2 separate regions of the Homo sapiens genome follow, and region 2 is linked to region 1. A link is a loop called in an ENCODE intact Hi-C map of the cell type or tissue named here. Cell type or tissue: thyroid gland. All regions are shown on one strand. Each heading gives the region's core, and the rest is flanking DNA. Links, peaks and the distances in the headings are about the cores only.

What was found. A loop is a pair of places that touch in the nucleus more often than their neighbours do. Peaks named below come from ENCODE experiments on the same cell type or tissue, not always from the same donor. Only the 100,000 strongest peaks of a DNase experiment are listed, where the experiment ranks them.
Region 2: it touches region 1 in a loop (2.1-fold over the local background); 5 of 110 quality-filtered maps call a loop at or near these places.

The regions. Positions count from the first base shown.
Region 1 is chr7:55,029,288-55,039,731 of GRCh38, reverse strand. The region is part of intron 1 of EGFR (epidermal growth factor receptor); the gene reads right to left. Among named protein-coding and RNA genes, the nearest start is that of EGFR, 15 kb to the right of the region's middle. In thyroid gland, for the core only: no CTCF peak of the experiment used is centred there; DNase peaks (open chromatin) are centred at 5,301 and 6,811; H3K27ac peaks cover 3,926 bases.
Region 2 is chr7:55,192,366-55,199,872 of GRCh38, reverse strand. It overlaps EGFR (epidermal growth factor receptor), which reads right to left. Exons shown (of 28, transcript NM_005228.5): 22 at 7,032-7,107; 23 at 1,010-1,156. Among named protein-coding and RNA genes, the nearest start is that of EGFR-AS1, 7.2 kb to the right of the region's middle. RefSeq lists an enhancer at 6,904-7,507. In thyroid gland, for the core only: no CTCF peak of the experiment used is centred there; a DNase peak (open chromatin) is centred at 5,172; H3K27ac peaks cover 2,718 bases.

The DNA.
Region 1 (10,444 bases), core at 4,179-9,178:
GAAAGAAATGGGATGTACACAATTTATTTCTTAATTACCGATACACTCAAGTATCCACAGACCTTCTCTTCTCACTCCCTTTATAAAAGAACCTCACTCTAATCACAAACCCACAAGCGACTGCCTGGTCTCTGAATGCCTCCAGCCATGGAGGAGCTCTCCCTCACCCAAGCACATTCCTTTTGGGATATGGGACCTGACATGCTCTGTGCCTCCTTGTGCCTTTCACCACCTTTTCTCATCACAAACCCTCTTCTCTCTGCCAGTCTTGAGCAGCAGATATGGGCGTTAAAGGTCCTGGTCTTCCCACTGGGTGTCTTCAGGTGTTCAGCTCTCCTGCAGGCTTCCACCATCCTGGTCATCTCTGCACTCCTCCACCTAGAGGTTTGAGATTCCCCTTACAGCATCACAGGACAGAACTTAGAATCCTTAGTTTATCTTTGCTCCCCAAATGTCAACCAAGCATTGAAGGAGCAGGTCATAGAAAGCCTTACTGATGCCCTTAGTAAAATACGTTGAGCAAGGTGACCAACTGATTTGCTCTTCTGAGCTCCCACTGTATCCAGGGCCTACATTCACTTAAAGTGATGGATCTCAAATTTCATAACGCATGGGCCCTTTTCACCAAAAAATAATTTCCATGGGTTCCAATTGAGTAGCATTAACTGTGGAACTAACGTTCCATGTTATACAAATTTCATCCACAGACTTCCACCTCTGGCAATTACTAACTGGTACCAGATCTACCCTCCTCTGCCACTGTAAACAATCAGAAAACTGAGCAAAATATTGGAGGCAACCATTTTCAGGCAAGGGACAACAGGCAGTGCAGAACCAGAGCACCTGCCGGCAGGGAAGCAGCTGGTAAATATGTGGATACATACAAAACAGCAGCTTTTCTTTTGTCCTCTTAATTTCCTTAAGATGCAAGTGGCTATTTAAAATAATAATATTGCAAGGTGAGGTTTACATACACACACACACACATACACACACACACACAGGAGGACTGATTTATTACTATAAAATGGTGAAATCTATACATAAGTTCAAAAGAATTTAGATTCTCCTCAATGTGAATAAACAAAAATTTAAAAATCTTATAAAATTCTCAATCTTTTCCAAGTGGATACATTTGTCACTCCCAGTTTGAGAAAATGACTTTAGAGCAGTTTCATAACTGTTCCACCCCTGCCTATTAACCTGAGGGCAGGGACCACACGTGTGTTTGCATCCCACAAGCACACAGTAGGTGCTCAATGAAACAAGCGAGCCTCTGGTGGGACAAGCTTCATCCAGCAGCAGTCACCATACCTGGCTTCTCACTAGTCCACATCTTCTGTCTTTGGGAGGCTGCGCTGTTTTAGGGGCCACGTGCTCCAGGCAGGGTGAGACTCCTCCAAAGTTTCCTCACACATCATTTGCACACTACCACCTCACTGGTGTCCTCAGAATCAAGTTAGCAGCCTTCAAACTGGGGCGAGTGTGTCTCTGTGGGTCCACAAGGACTCGGCATGAAGCATGTGAACGACAGATCAATTTCCAGGGTTTCACCTCCAGTTTGTACTATTTCCAAAAACGGATCCACCTGAATGTACTGTGGCTCCACCCCCCCGCTTTCCTATCTCCCTTCTATGGCTTTTCAGACCAAGGTTTTGAAAAACCTCCCCCTATCTGCAGTCGTAAGTGTTTTAGGACTCCAGTATAGGGACAGCCCAGAGTACACAACTAACTGGGCGCCGGAACACCGGGAGTGCAGAGGCACCCGACTAACTGGAAATGCTGGAGTGGAATCGCGGCGTGCCTCAGTACCCCTCTTCCCAGCATGTAGCCAAATATCCTTCTTAGTTAGAATCAGCATTCAGAACTGAGATAGATCTCCTGAGGAAGGTGTTAAGTTTTTTAATCAGAAAAAAAGAAGTCAGAATCTATTATCTGGGAGAAAGTAAATCTGAGTTGACTAATTGCTTTGACAATGAAGGTCAGGTTTACCAAATAATTGAAATTACATCTCTTCAACTATTAGGATTTTATGGTAACCGATTTTTGATGTCAACTTAGAAATGTGAAGAGACTATAAAGATTTTTCAAGGCAAATTTGGTCTTCCGTGAGCATAGAAGTGTGAGGCTTGCTGTCTACTGCATCACTCCATGAAGAGCTCACTGAGGGGTATGAGGCTATCCTCACACAAGTATTCAAATGAGACACCGCGTGCGGAAGGCTCTGAGGAAGCTGTGAAGAGTGCTGCAAAGCTACGTTATGCTTAATCATATAGACACATTTTAGCGAACCCATTCCGGCTTCTCGTGACCACCTTTCCAGCTCTTAAATTCTCGCAAACCACATTAGGTAAATTCTTGCTTGGGAGAATGGGATGGAAAGAATGGGGATCTGGATTACAGGCTCCTTAGGGGTCAGAGGCTACGTTTTCTATCCATGTAACCCTGTACCCAGCAGCTTTTCAGTGCTCAGTCTGCAGTAGACATTTGACACATGCCTATTGAGTTGAATTGAGCTAAAAATCCAAGATGAAACATGCAGATAAGATTCTGCCAAGTTATACCAATCTATTAAAATAAACTGTCCCCGCTGGTACAGCAGACATCATTTATGGTTGCATAATACAATTAGTGTAAGGATCAGGGCTCAGAATGCTCGGTGAGCTGGGAGGCCCTGGGAGCTCCCACAAACAAGAGTACCCATGTTTGCTCTGTGAATTGGGAGCTTTCCTTCACCAAGGGGTTGATTTTCTCTTCCCCCTCCCTATGTTGCTCTGAATATGGCTCCACAGAAGCCTGACAATGGGAGGGAACAGACAAGGAAGGGAGCTGTGTTATTCCCAAATAGCCCTGTCCTTCTGCAGTTTCTGCAGTTGGTTAATGCCTGTTAAGAGAGGAGGTGTTCCTTAGAGGTTTTATCTGTGTAATGGAGCAGAGGTATGTTACTTTGTCGCTACAGTATTTCAAAACCTATTTTTATATAATTTGTAATTAAGAGTAAATTGCAGTAACAGTAAGATGAGGGCCACTTTGAATTTAAGAGATCTTTTAGCTAGTTATATCAAAAGAAAGAATAGATGCATTGCCTTGACTTTAAAGCCAATACCTCCGTCGAGAAGCTGAATTTTCTAATAAAATCTTAGCCTCCTCTGTAGGTTTTCTATCTTCTCTACCAAATGGCTGGGGATTCAGGTGAACCATATATATTTTTAAGATTTATATAATGGTATCATATACACATAGGAAAATGTACAAAAGTGTGCACTCCCTGAATTTTTCAAGAAATGAATACATTTGAGCACGGAACACCTGAAACGGGCAACATGGCCTCACCAGCTTTCCAAAGACCCTCATTTAGGACACCTATCCTGAAAATAAAGAAGGCAGAACAGACCAAATACAGGACAATAAATATAGGATGGGTAGAGTGGTACACACACACACCCACCCCCCCCCCCCCACACACACACAAACTTGACCACTTGTGATCTGAACAGAATATAAACTTAGCTCATGTAAGTTAATCCAAAAACTATAAGGAAGTATCTGGTTTGTTCAACGAATCAGTGGATCTCCCCATCTCTGTCTTTATCTATCTTAGCTCTCTCTCCCTCATCCCATTTCTCCTCATGCCTCCATGGCCTCCAAACCTTAAAGACCAAAAACATTTCACTTAAGAAAATTAACTTCCAAATAATGCTGTGAAAGGCTATGAGTTCTATAACACTGCATCACTAGATAATTAAAATAGTGGGCTTTTGGCTTAGGTTAATATTAGATAATGATGTCAAACTTAGATAATGATATCAAAATAAATATACAAAACTTTGCTACTAAGATGTTACTACTGGAGGAGGTTGGGGGAAGGGGGATAGGACCTCCCAGTAGATTTTTTGCAACTTCCTGTGAATGTGCAATTCTTTAAAAATAAAAAGTTAACAAGAAAATTTGCTATCACAGCAAACCACTATTTCTATTTCTATAAGGTGGTCAGCATTCTGTTTTGTTTTTAGTATGATTTCTTTATCCTTTTTTTTTTTTTTTTCCGAGACAGAGTCTTGCTCTGTCACCCAGGCTGAAGTGCAGTGGTGCAATCTCTGCTCACTGCAACCTCTGCTTCCTGGATTCAAGTGATTCTTATGTCTCAGTCTCCCTAGTAGATAGGGTTACAGGCACACCTGCCACCATGCGTGGCTAGTTTTTTTTTTGTTTTTTTTTTTTAGTGAAGACGGGGTTTTGCTATGTTGGCCAGGCTGGTCTTGAACTCCCAACCTCAAGTGATCCAAGTGATCCACCTGCCTTGGCCTCCCAAAGTGCTGGGATTACAGGTGTGAGCCACCACACTCGGCCATTTTTAGTATAATTTCTAAGTAATACAACTATAAAAAAACTCATCCTGTCTGTTAAATTAAAAGAAATTGAAAAAATAAGATCAAAATATTAAGTCCAAATAAATAAAATGTGTTTTGAAAGTGAATAACAATGCTTAAAAACATTACCTAGGGAATGTACAACAGTTAACTTTCTTCTTTCTTCCTTCCTAACCACACAGTTTTCCCTGTTCCTAACACCTAAAAAAATGCTTATCCTAAAGTGAATATTTAAAGAGAATAAAAGGTTTTGCCTCCCAAGTCTTATGTGTTAAGCTCGAAGGCCACTTCCCTTCATAGTTTCCAGGTTTCCAAACAGAACAGGCACTCTCAAGTGTGTCACATGCCACTACTGTGCTGTACAACCTCTAGGATCTCATGGAAGGTAAACACAGGACAAAGGTTAGACCACCCTTCATCCCACTTGCAAATCAAATATCTATTAAATCCTCTCACTGTTTAAAGCAACTATGCCACTAGTGATGTCCATAAGATAAATTATTAACTTTGAACCGTTAGCTTTTCCATGTTTGGTGTTTCTTGCAGCAAAGCAATTTATTTTTACTCACAGATTTAAAACAACTTTAAAAATAACTTTTATATGCTGCTAGTAGGAAACAGCAAGTCTCCAGCATGCATTAATTTATGATCAGTCTATTAACTTGCAACTTAGAGAACAATGATAAGTAATCAGATAAAGAGGAAGGACAGATGGTTGGCGCATTTTTTACAGTTCCATATAACACGCGCAGGCCTTATTACACACTAGGTGAAGAGACAGGAATTTCTGAGGATGGACCTCAGAAGACAGTCACAGTCCTTGGGTGTGGGTGTGTACTGGCTCAACACCAGTCATCAGTGAATCAAGCAATTCCTGCAGTAGCTCAGTTAATTCCAGATCAAATAATAATGGGCACCTGGCCAACATGGTGAAACCCTGTCTCTACAAAACATACAAAAATTAGTCAGGTGTGGTGGCGGGCACCTGTAGTCCCAGCTACTCAGGGGGCTGAGACAGGAGAATCACTTGAACCCGGAAGGTGGAGGTTGCAGTGAGCCGAGGTCGGGCCACTGCACTCCAGCCTGGGGAAAAAAGTGAGACTCTGTCTCAATACAAAACAAAACAAACAAACAAAACAAAAACAATAATGCAGAGGGGGAATACAAATCCATTCTTTTCTCACTTGAGGAAGCCAAAACATTGCCGAAAGGGCCAAGTGCTCCAGGCAGGGTGTGTTTGCCTCCCTCCTCACAAGATGGTCCAGGCACCTGGGGAACCATGAAGATCTACAGCTGGACCCTTGGAAAGTGTGCATGGCCATCATTGCCATGTCTGCTTTAGTGATGATGGGGGAGAAAGCAGAGCAAGAGAAAAAAAACAAGAAATGGGCCAGTCACAGTCGTCATAGTAAAAGTCCTAAGGTAAAAAGAGCACAGGAAGAAATCATCAGGGTTTCTGAAGTGAAATGAAGAGGGTTATCAAAACTGGCCCAGGACTATGCAGGAAACAAAAAAGCAACACTCTTGAGGGAAAGTGAGACCCACCAGGGAAGCAAAGTGAGGGTTGGTGGGATGTCACCTGAGAGTCCCGCCATGGAGGCAAGGGATGGTCACCAAAGAGGAGAGCCAAGTGGAGCCTTTCTCCTGTCTGGCTCTTGGCGACTTCCCAGGGTCCAGACCACGGGAAGGACGTCTGGGGCAAAGTCATGTAGCCATGGAGAACACAGGCTCTCTGGTGAGAGCCCAGGCCCGCCTCCCCTAGTTGGAAGGCTGTCGTGCACACATGGGGCACGCTCCAGCCTCTACACCACCCTGTCACTGAATCCCCTCTGCGACCCTATGAAATAAGCACCAGGCCTACCCTCATTCTGCAGATGAGGAAACTGACACCCACAGGCATTGCTCAGCATGGCCAGCATCCCCTGCAGTCCCCAGGGGGCCCTGAGTTCAAGGCCAGGGCATATGGCAGAGTCTGCCCTGTGCACATCACGTCACCTCCCTGTGCTTCACAGGGAGCAAGAGGCTAACAAGTCACTTTAATGAAAACAAAACAAAACAAAAAACACCACAAGGCAGGTCTTAAGATTTTTTCGGTACATTTGCTTTGTATATTCATATGTTAGTCCCATGTCCACATTTTGCTTTTTCTACTTACAGAGAATTTACCCTCAAAATAGAGAGTAAATAGAAAGTTGCTGCTTTTTCTAGAATAAAATAGTCATCTATTGAATGTTAATGATTAGTTCTAGAATCACACTGACCTATCTCATTCTTTAGCCTGCTATAAAAATTTTCAGATTGAGAAAATCATTCATAGACATGACAATTTTGGACATACTGAGAACCAGTGGAAGTTTTCAAGCATTGTTGAAGACTTTGCTTTAAGAGCATTGTGATTCTAAGGGCTTTGAACACTTGGCACTGGTGGCTTATTTTGACTTCCAGCGTGGTGAGTCCCCTTTACCCTGCAAAGGTAGTAAATTCCTGGCTGAAAAAGTGCCCTGAGTATCCCTTTTCCCTCTCTGAGTCAAGAAACTCCTGAACATTTTCTCCATTTTTAATAAATGACATATATATTCTATCTTATGGCCAGAAAAAAATACAAAGGGACACTGATTTGTTAGGAGAATCAACTCTATGCCATCCAGGATGCATATATGATTGAAAAATGAGCAGAAATATCTGCTGCAAAATAGTAATAACAGAAAGCATGAGACAGTCAGAGAACCAGGCAAAGATGGAATCATCAACTTAACCAGCCAGCAAAGCTAGCTGTCCCTGATCTGGGAGTCAGATGTGTCAAACTGTGAACACGTCCGGGTCATCTGCGTCCTCATTCAGTTCCCCAGGATGCCAGGCCGCTGCCTGCCACACATGCAAAGGCTCAGGAAAAGTGTGTGCTGGTGCCGTTCTACATAGAGAGTGAAAATTCACGGGAGCAAACTCTTTTTGAAATAAATTGCATCTTCAGATATCATTTTTTCCCTTAAGGCCCATTTAGCCTCCACCATGCTGTGCTAAGCTGCGTCCTCAGACAGAGATGGGCTGAATGATTTAATCATCCTCTGTCTGCCTCTAAGGATGATACCACTGAATTGGTATGTTTGATGTCTACATTTCAAAATCACTGGGTATTAATTAGTTATCATCTGTTACTTTTGAGACTTCTCTTAAACTTAACTGGGCCTTTTATGGCTTGGCAGAACATCTTGTGAATGGGACATAGGGCGATTGTGAGATCAGTACTACTGTTAATAACATTACGTGGTACCTAGAGGTTCTCTCAACTAAAAATCAACCTTGAAAACAGTGTTCAGAAGTCACCAAGCCTGCAAAACTTCTACTAGGTGACCAATGTGCAGTCAACATGCCTGTGCTCACAACAGCCCCTCTCACCTGTGACCACCACCTCATGCTACCTCTTCCCTTGTCACCTAGTGAAAGAAGACAAGTGTGGGAGGAAAAAGAGTGCCCAATGTCTTCTCAATATTAAGTCAGAGGAATGCTAATATTTTCCTTTTCCAAAATGCGAATAAAAACAAAAAACCCCGAAGAATATAATATTGGCAACTCTCTTTGCCTTAGCACCCAATTCTCATCGGCTCCATCAGCAGAATTTAGGCCTTGAGTTCGTGACTACTTATCTCCCTGGCTATAGTTTGAATGTCTTGTTTTTGCAACTGAGCAACATTATGAACATTTAGTAGCCATTGCCCAAAGAATCTAAAAGCCTAGAATTCCTAGCCAAGACTTCAAGAACTCTGTCATGTGATAAGGAAAGATGGACTCAGATAATCACCCAAGTCTTCTGCCCTTCTGGGACTTTTCTCATTCAACTCTCTCCCTGACACCAGGCACGTCACTACTCTGCATCTAAACAAGAATCTCTAAAGGTGGAAAGTGAAGTGAAAAAGTAGGCAACTCACCTGATTCTTCATGTTGTCCCACTTCATCAAATTGCTGAACTTTCTGTTCTGCCTTGGCCAGGTAGATTTTTGTTGACTGAAGGTAAAATAATGATGCTTTTGCCCAAGTAACCTTTGCAAGACTTACAGGTTCAGTGGCTAAAGCCACCCTGAAATCAATATACTAACTGTCTGTTTACTGGAAGGGTTTACTTATTCAACAAGAGATACGTCATCACAGGCCTGAAAAATCGATGTGTTCTCCTGGCAATCCTCTCTAAACCTGCAGCACCTAGATAACAACTGGAGATCCATTGCTCAGCTGGAGTGCAGGACTTTTTCCTTTGCTACTTTATAATCATGAAATAGAAAATTGCTTTTGGGAAATTTCTGCCAGAGTACTGAAAAGTTTCCACTATGTTAGGAATAAACAATAACAAAACAGTTTCTTCCTTTCTTGTGGAGGAAAATGAACACTGCATTTTGAAATTTCTTCTGGGAGAGGCACATCACCGTCACTGAGAGATCTACTCACTGCCGCACTCTCCATTCCATTCCTTCAACCCAGAAAGTGCCTCCAAGTGAATAATTTGATGTGTGAAACCATCTCTTCTTAAAAGCCAATGCTTGCAAGTAAATCCCAGCCAGAATAGCTTATTACAAATGGTATGATATGGAAAATGAACACTCTTGGAGGGCCACACTGTTTCTTAAGTTTGTCTCTTTTTGTAAAAGCTGTTTCACACCCTAAAGAGGTTAAGTGTATGCCTTCATTTAAATCATAGAAATGAGTCTTACAAATCTATGTAAGGGAATTACTACAGCTTGCCATAGGCATTGCTAACTGACCCAACTGCTAAATCAAGTTGCCTTCTCCTTTCATTTTTTTTCTGCAAGTATTTATAGGTCTGGAAAATTTACAGAAGTTGATGACACAACGTTGAAAAGTCATACTTCTCATTTCTAAAGTAAATATTTTCAAGGCTCACAAATTCACTGCCCTGTATCTTATGGAATGGGCAGTTATAACACATACAGAAGAGACTTGAGTCTAAAAACTACTTCATAACAAAAAAGAAACCTGGGAAAGGAACCAAAACAGAGCAGAAATACACAGAAATATACAGAAATTGTGAGGGACATTAAGCATTAGTAACAGAAGTATAACAAATTTTGAGGAATACTTTATTTAGCCTTTGATTCACAAATAGAACTAAAAGTGATGGGGCATCCATAGCTAAAAAACCCAATGACGTCTTGAAGGAGGAATAAGTAACCTTGACCTGCATGTTGAGAGACAGTGCTGTGTAGCAGGAGAGCACCCAGTGCCCACTGATCACCAGCCTGGTGATTACGGACAACAGCAGAATCGCTCTGAGCCTGGGTCCCTCACCTCCCAATCTGGAAAGCTATCCCAATCCTGTGGGGTTGTAGGAGGCTGAGAGAGAAGAATGTTAAGGCATTGTGTAAACTATGAGGTGCTGTACAAATGCGAGGTGTTGTTATTATTATGACATCAATGTTTTAGCATCTAAATTATAGGGACAGCACACTTATTACCAGCATGTTTAAATACATATCTTGCATACATTTAGATTTGTTTTTAATTTTACAGATGTTTTCAGCTGGAAGGAGTCTGACGATCGTCTAGTTTAGCTGTTTTATGGAAGGTGAAACTGAGAGGGGAGACTCTAACCTGTTTTCTCTCCCCATTATAACTAACAACAAATTACAGAAAAAAATATGTTAAGCCGCGTACTAAGAAAAACTCCCTTAACAACACCACTTTTCAGGGAGCAATACATGTGTATGCATACTTGTATAACCATGAATACTGAGTGTGTTTGGTACTTTCTAACTTTTGAAAATTATATAGTATATTTTTACAGTCATTTGACAAAGTTTTTCATCTGCAGTCCTTTGCAAAGTTTCATTTCCAGTTATTTATAAAAATTTTTCTTTCTCTGTGAAGGCTAATTCATAACAGCTTGTAAAAAAGAAGGAGCGAGGAAGAGAAAGAAGGAAGGGAAGAAGAAAGAAAGCAAGGAAGGAAGAAGAAAGGGGAGTAAGAAAGAAAACAGGGCAATACACTATTCTCACTCATAAATGTCACCAGAAATTAAAAAAATCAAGAAACATCTATAAGGATAAGGTTTCTGATTCTCTATT
Region 2 (7,507 bases), core at 2,508-7,507, 160 kb before region 1:
GGGCCCCTACCCCCGGCGTCTCCAGTACAGCACATACCCAGTGGGCATGCATGCAAGTGAGAAGGCTGGTGGGCATGCATGCAAGTGAGAGGGCTGGCTGTGCTGGCAACTTCCACAGGAGGACACACTGTTAACTGTGCTGCTGCATGTGACTACCCAACAATCTAAATCCAGATTAAACAATTTGGAGGTATGGCTACTGCCTGGAAATCCTCATGCCTCTTGAGGGATCACATTTATTTTCCATCCACAGCATATCAAGCTATTTTAGGCCAGACTGCTATGTGACCTTAGACAAATCACGTGGCTTCTCTGGATCACAGCTTCCTTAGCCCAAACCAAGGAAGTTAAAAAAGATCAACTCTGTGGCCTAGAGTTCAGAAAGGCATTAATATTTACATTAACTTGGCTCTGTCATATTCCCTATACAACTTTCTTTTGCAAATGCTCATCCCATGCATGTAATGCTACCTCCAGAGCCCACTGCACTCGTGAATCTGGTAGAATAATAGCATCAATCAAATTACACACTCTTATTTAGATTGAAATGTTTAAATGCCACACTGCAGAGACTTCACATAAATCCACTGGTTTAAAAGGTTTAAGTCAAAGCAGAAATGTTGACTCTATTAGCCTTATGTTGTTACTCACTGCCATGCATTTAAAAACATTCAGTCTCTCTGGTAACAGGCTTCAAAATATAGGGCAACTCGGTATTTCATTGAGTAACTCAGCGAATAGAATATTTTGGTGTAATGGCTTGCGGAAGACTTTAGTTTTATTTATTTGCTTGCAAACATGGGCAAATGTCAGGTCATACTGCCCAATGAGTCAAGAAGTGTCTTTAAAAGAATGCTTGAAGGGGTATTTACAGATGTTTCTGGATTTGTGTGCCTGCCTTAAGTAATGTGATGACATTTCTCCAGGGATGCAAAGGCCTCAGCTGTTTGGCTAAGAGCAGCCACCAAGGCTCAGCTAGGCAGTGTGGACAGACCCACCAGTCACTCACACTTGACCATGATCATGTAGACATCGATGGTACATATGGGTGGCTGAGGGAGGCGTTCTCCTTTCTCCAGGATGGAGGAGATCTCGCTGGCAGGGATTCCGTCATATGGCTTGGATCCAAAGGTCATCAACTCCCAAACAGTCACCCCTGAGAGGATGAAGCAAGAAAAGAAGGCAGTGGGATCATGAATGAACAATCACAATCCCTTGCTTTAGTCATCATTACTGGTTACTGTTTCTTGATGTTTAGAAACCTACATTTCTGTAGTCTTGGGCAATTTGCTTCAATGCTGGAAGCCTCAGTCTACCTCTCTATAAAGTGGGGTAATAGCAGTATCTGTTTCACAGGATTGCTGTAAGGACCCAACAAGATAATACAACTGAAATGCTTAGTGCAATGCCCAGCAAGTAGTAAGTGACTGATAAGTGGTAAACTTTGGTAATTAACAATAAAGACAACAGTAACTCTACTAGCATAAGTATTATGCTCCAGACAGGATACACACTCAGTCACCTGCTCTGAGGGACCTGTATCTGCAGAATGAGGAAGATGCAGATTCTGAACAGGGCTGTAAACTGCACATTTTTAGATCATAAAAAAATTGGAAATGAAAAAGCTTAAGTTCCATTTGATAAAAATAAAAACCTCAGGAAGAAACTGAATCCCTGAACAGACCAATAATGAGCTCCAAAATTGAATCAGTAATAAATAGCCTACCAACCAAAACAAAGCCTAAGACTAGATGGATTCATAGCCAAATTCTACAAGATGTACAAAAAAAGCTGGTACCATTCCTACTGAAACTATTCCAAAAAAATTGAGAAGGAGGGACTCTTCCTTAACTCATTCTATGAGGCCAATGTCATCCTGATACCAAAGCTTGGCAGAGATACAACAAAAAAAGAAAACTTCAGGCCAATATCTCTGATGAACATAGACATAAAAATCCTCAACAAAATACTGGCAAATCGAATCCAGCAGCACATCAAAAAGCTTAAGCCACCACAATCAAGTCGGCTTCATCCCTGGGATGCAAGATTGGTTCAACATATGCAAATCAATAAATGTGATTCACCACACAAACAGAACTAAGGACAAAAGCCACATGATCATCTCAATAGATGCAGAAAAGGCTCTCAATAAAATTCAACATGTTTAAAATTCTCAATAAACTAGGTATTTAAAGAACAAACCTCAACATATTAGCCATCTATGGCAAACCCACAGCCAACATCATATTGAATGGGCAAAAGTTGAAAACATTCCCCTTGAAAATTGACACAAGACAAGGATTCCCTCTCTCAACACTCCTATTTAACATAGTATTGGAAGTCCTGGCCAGATAAATCAGGTGAGAGAAAGAAATAATGGACATCCAAACAGGAAGAGAGGAAAACAGCTATCTCTGTTTGCAGATGACATGATCCTATATCTAGAAAACCCCATAGTCTTGACCCAAAACCCCTTAAGCTGATAAACAACTTCAGTGAAGACTCAGTTGTACAAAATCAATGTACAAAAATAATTAGCATTCCAATATGCCAACAACAGTCAAGCTGAGAACCAAATCAGGAATGCAATTCAATTCACAATTGCCACAAAAAGAATAAAATACCTAGAAATACAGTAAACCAGGAAAGTGAAAGATCTCTACAATAAGAACCACAAAACACTGCTTAAAGAAATCAGAGATGACACAAACAAATGGAAAAACATTCCATGCTCATGGATAGAAAGAATCAATATCATTAAAATGACTATACTGCCCAAAGTATTTTATAGATTCAATGTTACTCCTATCACACTACCAATGAGATTCTTCACAGAACTAGAAAATACAATTTAAAAATTCACATGGAACCAAAAAAGAGCCTGAATTGCCAAGGCAATCCTAAGCAAAAAGAACAAAGCTGGAAGCATGATGCTACCTGACTTTAAACTACAGGGATACAGTAACCAAAACAGCATGGTACTAGTACAGAAACAGACATACAGACCAATGAAACAGAATAGAGAGCCCAGAAATAAGGCTGCACACCTACAACCATGTGATCGTTGACAAAGTTGACAAAAAAAAAAAAGCAATGAATAAAGGACTCCCTACTCAATAAATGATGACTAGCTAGCCATGAAGAAGATTGAAACTGGACTCCTTCCTTACACCATACACAAAAATAAACTCAACATGGATTAAAGACTTAAATGTAAAACCCCAAACTATAAAAACCCTGGAAGACAACCTAGGTAATACCATTCTGGATATAGGAATGGGCTAAGATTTCATGATGAAAACACATCAAGCAATTGCAACAAAAGCAAAAATTGACAAATGGGATCTAACTAAACTGAAGATCTTCTGCACAGCAAAAGAAACTATCATCAGAGTGAAGACAACCCACAGAATGGGTGAACATTTTTGCAAGCTACAAATCTGAGAAGGGTCTAATAACCAGCATCTATAAGGAACTTAAGTAAATTCACAAGAAAAAATTAAACAATCCCATTAAAAAGTGGGCAAAGGACATGAGCAGACACTTTTTAGAAGAAGACATACATGCAGCCAACAAGTATATGAAAAAGAGCTTAACATCACTGATCATTAAAGAAATAAAAATCAAAACCACACTGAGATACCATCTCATACCAGTCAGATGGCTATTATTGAAAAGTAAAAAAAAAAAAAAATCCCAACACATGCTGGTGAGGTTGTGGAGAAAAAGGAATGCTTTTACACTGTTGGTGGGAATGTAAATTAGTTCAATTATTGTGGAAAAGAGTGTGGCAATTTCTCAGATAGCTAAAAACAGAACTACCATTTGACCCGGCAATCCCATTACTCAAAGGAATATAAATCATTCTACCATAAAGACATATGCATGCGTATTTTCACTGCAGCACTATTTACAATAGCAAAGACATGGAATCAACCTAAATGCCCATCAATGACAGACTGGATAAAGAAAATGTGGTACATATACACCATGGAACACTAGGCAGCCACAAAAGAGAATGAGATCATGTACTTTGCAAGAACATGGATGGAGCTAGAGGCCATCATCCCTAGCAAACTAATGCAGGAACAGAAAATCAAATACCGCATGTTCTTACTTATAAGTGGGAGCTAAATGATGAGAACACATGGACACTTAGAGGGGAACAACACACACTGGGGTCTATAGGACGGTGGAGGATGGGAGGAGGGAGAGGATCAGGAAAAATAACTAATGGGTACTAGGCTTAATCCCTGGGTGATAAAATAATCTGTGTAACAAACCCCCATGACACAAATTTACCTATATAACAAACCTGCACATGTACCCCTGAACCTAAAATAAAAGTTAAAAAAATGTCAGGTACTAAAATCTAAAAAATACGAAACCACAATATAGATATAACAAGCATAGAATAAAAACCCTCATGTTTTTCCTTCAAAATCAAACAACTATGATGGTTAAAAACAAGTGAAAGCAGTGATAATTTTAGAACCAGTGTTTTTTCAGACAACCCCGAGTTCTGATGGCCCTCCCATCTCTGGGTAACAGAGGCCATTCCCAAACGGAACCACCTGAATTAATACACAGAATACAAGCTTAACATTGGAAGGAAAGCAATGGTTTGGGGGCAAGAAAATAGATTCTTGTGTCATCCCCTGCCCCCAACTCATAGTCTATATGGATTTGTAAAAGAAAGACTGTCTCATTTCCAGATCTATGCAGTCAGTTTAACTACTATTTAACTAGGTTTTTAAACATGTATGATGAATTCTAGTGGGAAGACAGGTTATTAGATTTTGGAACAAACAGCGAGAGAGAGGAGAGCCAGTATAGCCAGTGTTAGGTGGAGAATGGGCTGGAAGGTGTTGCGAGTTCTCTCTTTTTAGCTCCTTGGTACAACACACTAGGCCCCTAATTTATTAAATTGAATAATTCACCTTGACTAGAGACTAGAGAGTAGAGAAAACAGGATATGATTTTTAAACAAAAAATTCAGGCTCATGGTCTGGTAGTTCCAGTGGGCTGCCTAGGCCAGTGATTATAATCTGCCGTGGCAGCCTCAATGATGTTGAAAACACACAATGTTTTCAGTGGGAACGGACTTCCTGAGAATGGGTGTGACCACATCAAGGCACTAAGCCACTGACTTTGAGAGGGCTTCCACTTGTGCATGGAGTGTGGGCATTGCGCTGGCACACACAGGCTATGCCTGGAGCGTGACGGGAGGGGGACCTGGTGGACGGGAGAGTTGCCAGGGCCAGATGGCCCAGCAACCCATCAGTCATGGCCAGGTGCTCAGGTTTTATCTGAACATACCTGGAGGACCAAAGAAAGATGTTGAGCAGAGAATGAAAAGTCTGATAAAGTTAAAAAATATGCACTTTGGGAGGCCGAGGCGGGCAGATCATGAGGTCAGGAGTTCGAGACCAGCCTGGCCAACATAGTGAAACCCTGTCTCAACTAGAGATACAAAAAATTAGCTGGGCATGGTGGTGTGCGCCTGTAATCCCAGCTACTCAGGAGGCTGAGGCAGGAGAATCACTTGAACCCGGGAGGTGGAGGTTGCAGTGAGCCGAGACTGCACCACTGCACTCCAGCCTGGGTGACAGGGCAAGACTCTGTCTCAAAAAAAAAAAAAAAAAAGTTAAAAAATATATGTGGCCTCTGTCTGGAGCATAGATGAGGGGGAGCAAGTGGGAAGAGGGGAGACCAGCAGGAGACCGGGCTGTGCCTGGAGTGGGAGGGGCGGGCTGCTTGAGGACAAAATAAATGGCTTGGGGCAGGACCCTGCAGTTCCCTCGTGGAGAGGAGATACATTCTGAAAATGGCTGTAAATAACAATGCATCAGCAGACCTTTATTTCCTTATCTGTTCCATTAATTGAGGTGGCTCAGCTCACAGGTGCACACCAAACTTCACTTATTCATGGACACAAATCTCTGCCTTTGTATCATAAATCTTACATTTTAACAGAAGAGATAAAGACTCAGGAAATTTAAAAATGTGTATGTATTTGGAAAATCAGAAAGTTAATAATGCTATAGGAAAAAGAAAAAATACTAAGTAAAAAAGGACGATATCCCAAATAATTTTGCTTTTGTAATACTGACTAGATTATTCTTGGAAATTCATTTCAATAGTGTTCTCCTCAAATACACATTTCTAGAGAGGTGAGGCGACTCCTCCCTTGCTCCTGTCGCTGTAGATGGCTGGGGTAACTTATTTTCCTCAGTGAAGGGGTAGGTTCATGGGTTCCAGCCTTTCAGTAAGTTGCTGGGTGAAATTCAAGGACCAAGTGCGGTAATTCAGCAGAAAATGCCTGGCACAGCGGTCAGAGACAATGTGTCAGCAACACTTTCTCAACATGGGAGGCCCCTGTAGGCTCAGGACAGGGCAGGGACCTAGGGCCGGGTGAGGAGAGCGGCCCTCGTGAGGATGGGTACAGGCCAGTGCTGGGCAACACTGGGATTCAGAAGAGGAAACAGAGAATCCCCAGGGCCGGACCAGATGGTCCTCCCGAGAGCGAGAAGCAAGGGTCATCTCCCTTTCTTCTTTTATCCCTGCAGACATCCTCAGTGTGTGTTTGTCAAGCCGTTCTCTCTGACACATAAGGGCCAGGGTAGTTCATCTTAAGCCTCATTTCTCTACCGGAACTATTCCCCATTAAGCTTCTTCTGCCACCTCCCTCTGGTTCACTTCAAATTCATGGCAACATTAATGGTTTGGTTAACGTTAAAGTTTGGTTGGACTTTGCAGGGAGAGCCGTTTCCTAAGCTCTTTCCCTCCCATACCCCCCACCCTGCCAGACGAGCTCATTGCAATCTCCAGTGACTTTTGGACGGCAGCTGGACTCGATTTCCTCTGCCGTGTTTTCTCAGTACAATAGATAGACAGCAATGATTACATTATCATTAGTCATTATCTCGAAAGAAAATACTTGCATGTCAGAGGATATAATGTAAATTAACTAACAATAAAAGCCAGCTTGGCCTCAGTACAAACTCATTAGCATCAGGATTATGACTCACCGTAGCTCCAGACATCACTCTGGTGGGTATAGATTCTGTGTAAAATTGATTCCAATGCCATCCACTTGATAGGCACCTTGGGATGGTGAGAGATGAGGCAGTGAGACAACTATTAGTTTCCCTCTGTTGGAAAAAGTTAACTCACTCTGGACCTAATTACGAGTGACACACACAGACGAGCCAGATCACCCCAGGACCCGTCCCCCAGGCCCGGCGCCTCCTCCCGGCAACAGGGGATTTCAGTCTGACGGAGTTCAGGGCTGCTCTGGTAGGTTTCTGAGCACCCTCTGTGTCCCAGGCTGCTCTGGTGAGCTGGGAGCCCTGGTTGTGCCCAGTGGCCTCACTCATCCAGGTCTGCGTGTGTTTTCAGGGCCCAGCATCATGGGTTGGTGGCTGCTAGGAGCCAAGCAGGCCAGAGTGAAACCTCAGAGGGGCCTGGCTGTGGGAGGGCATTCGAGGGCCTGACAGGGGACGCG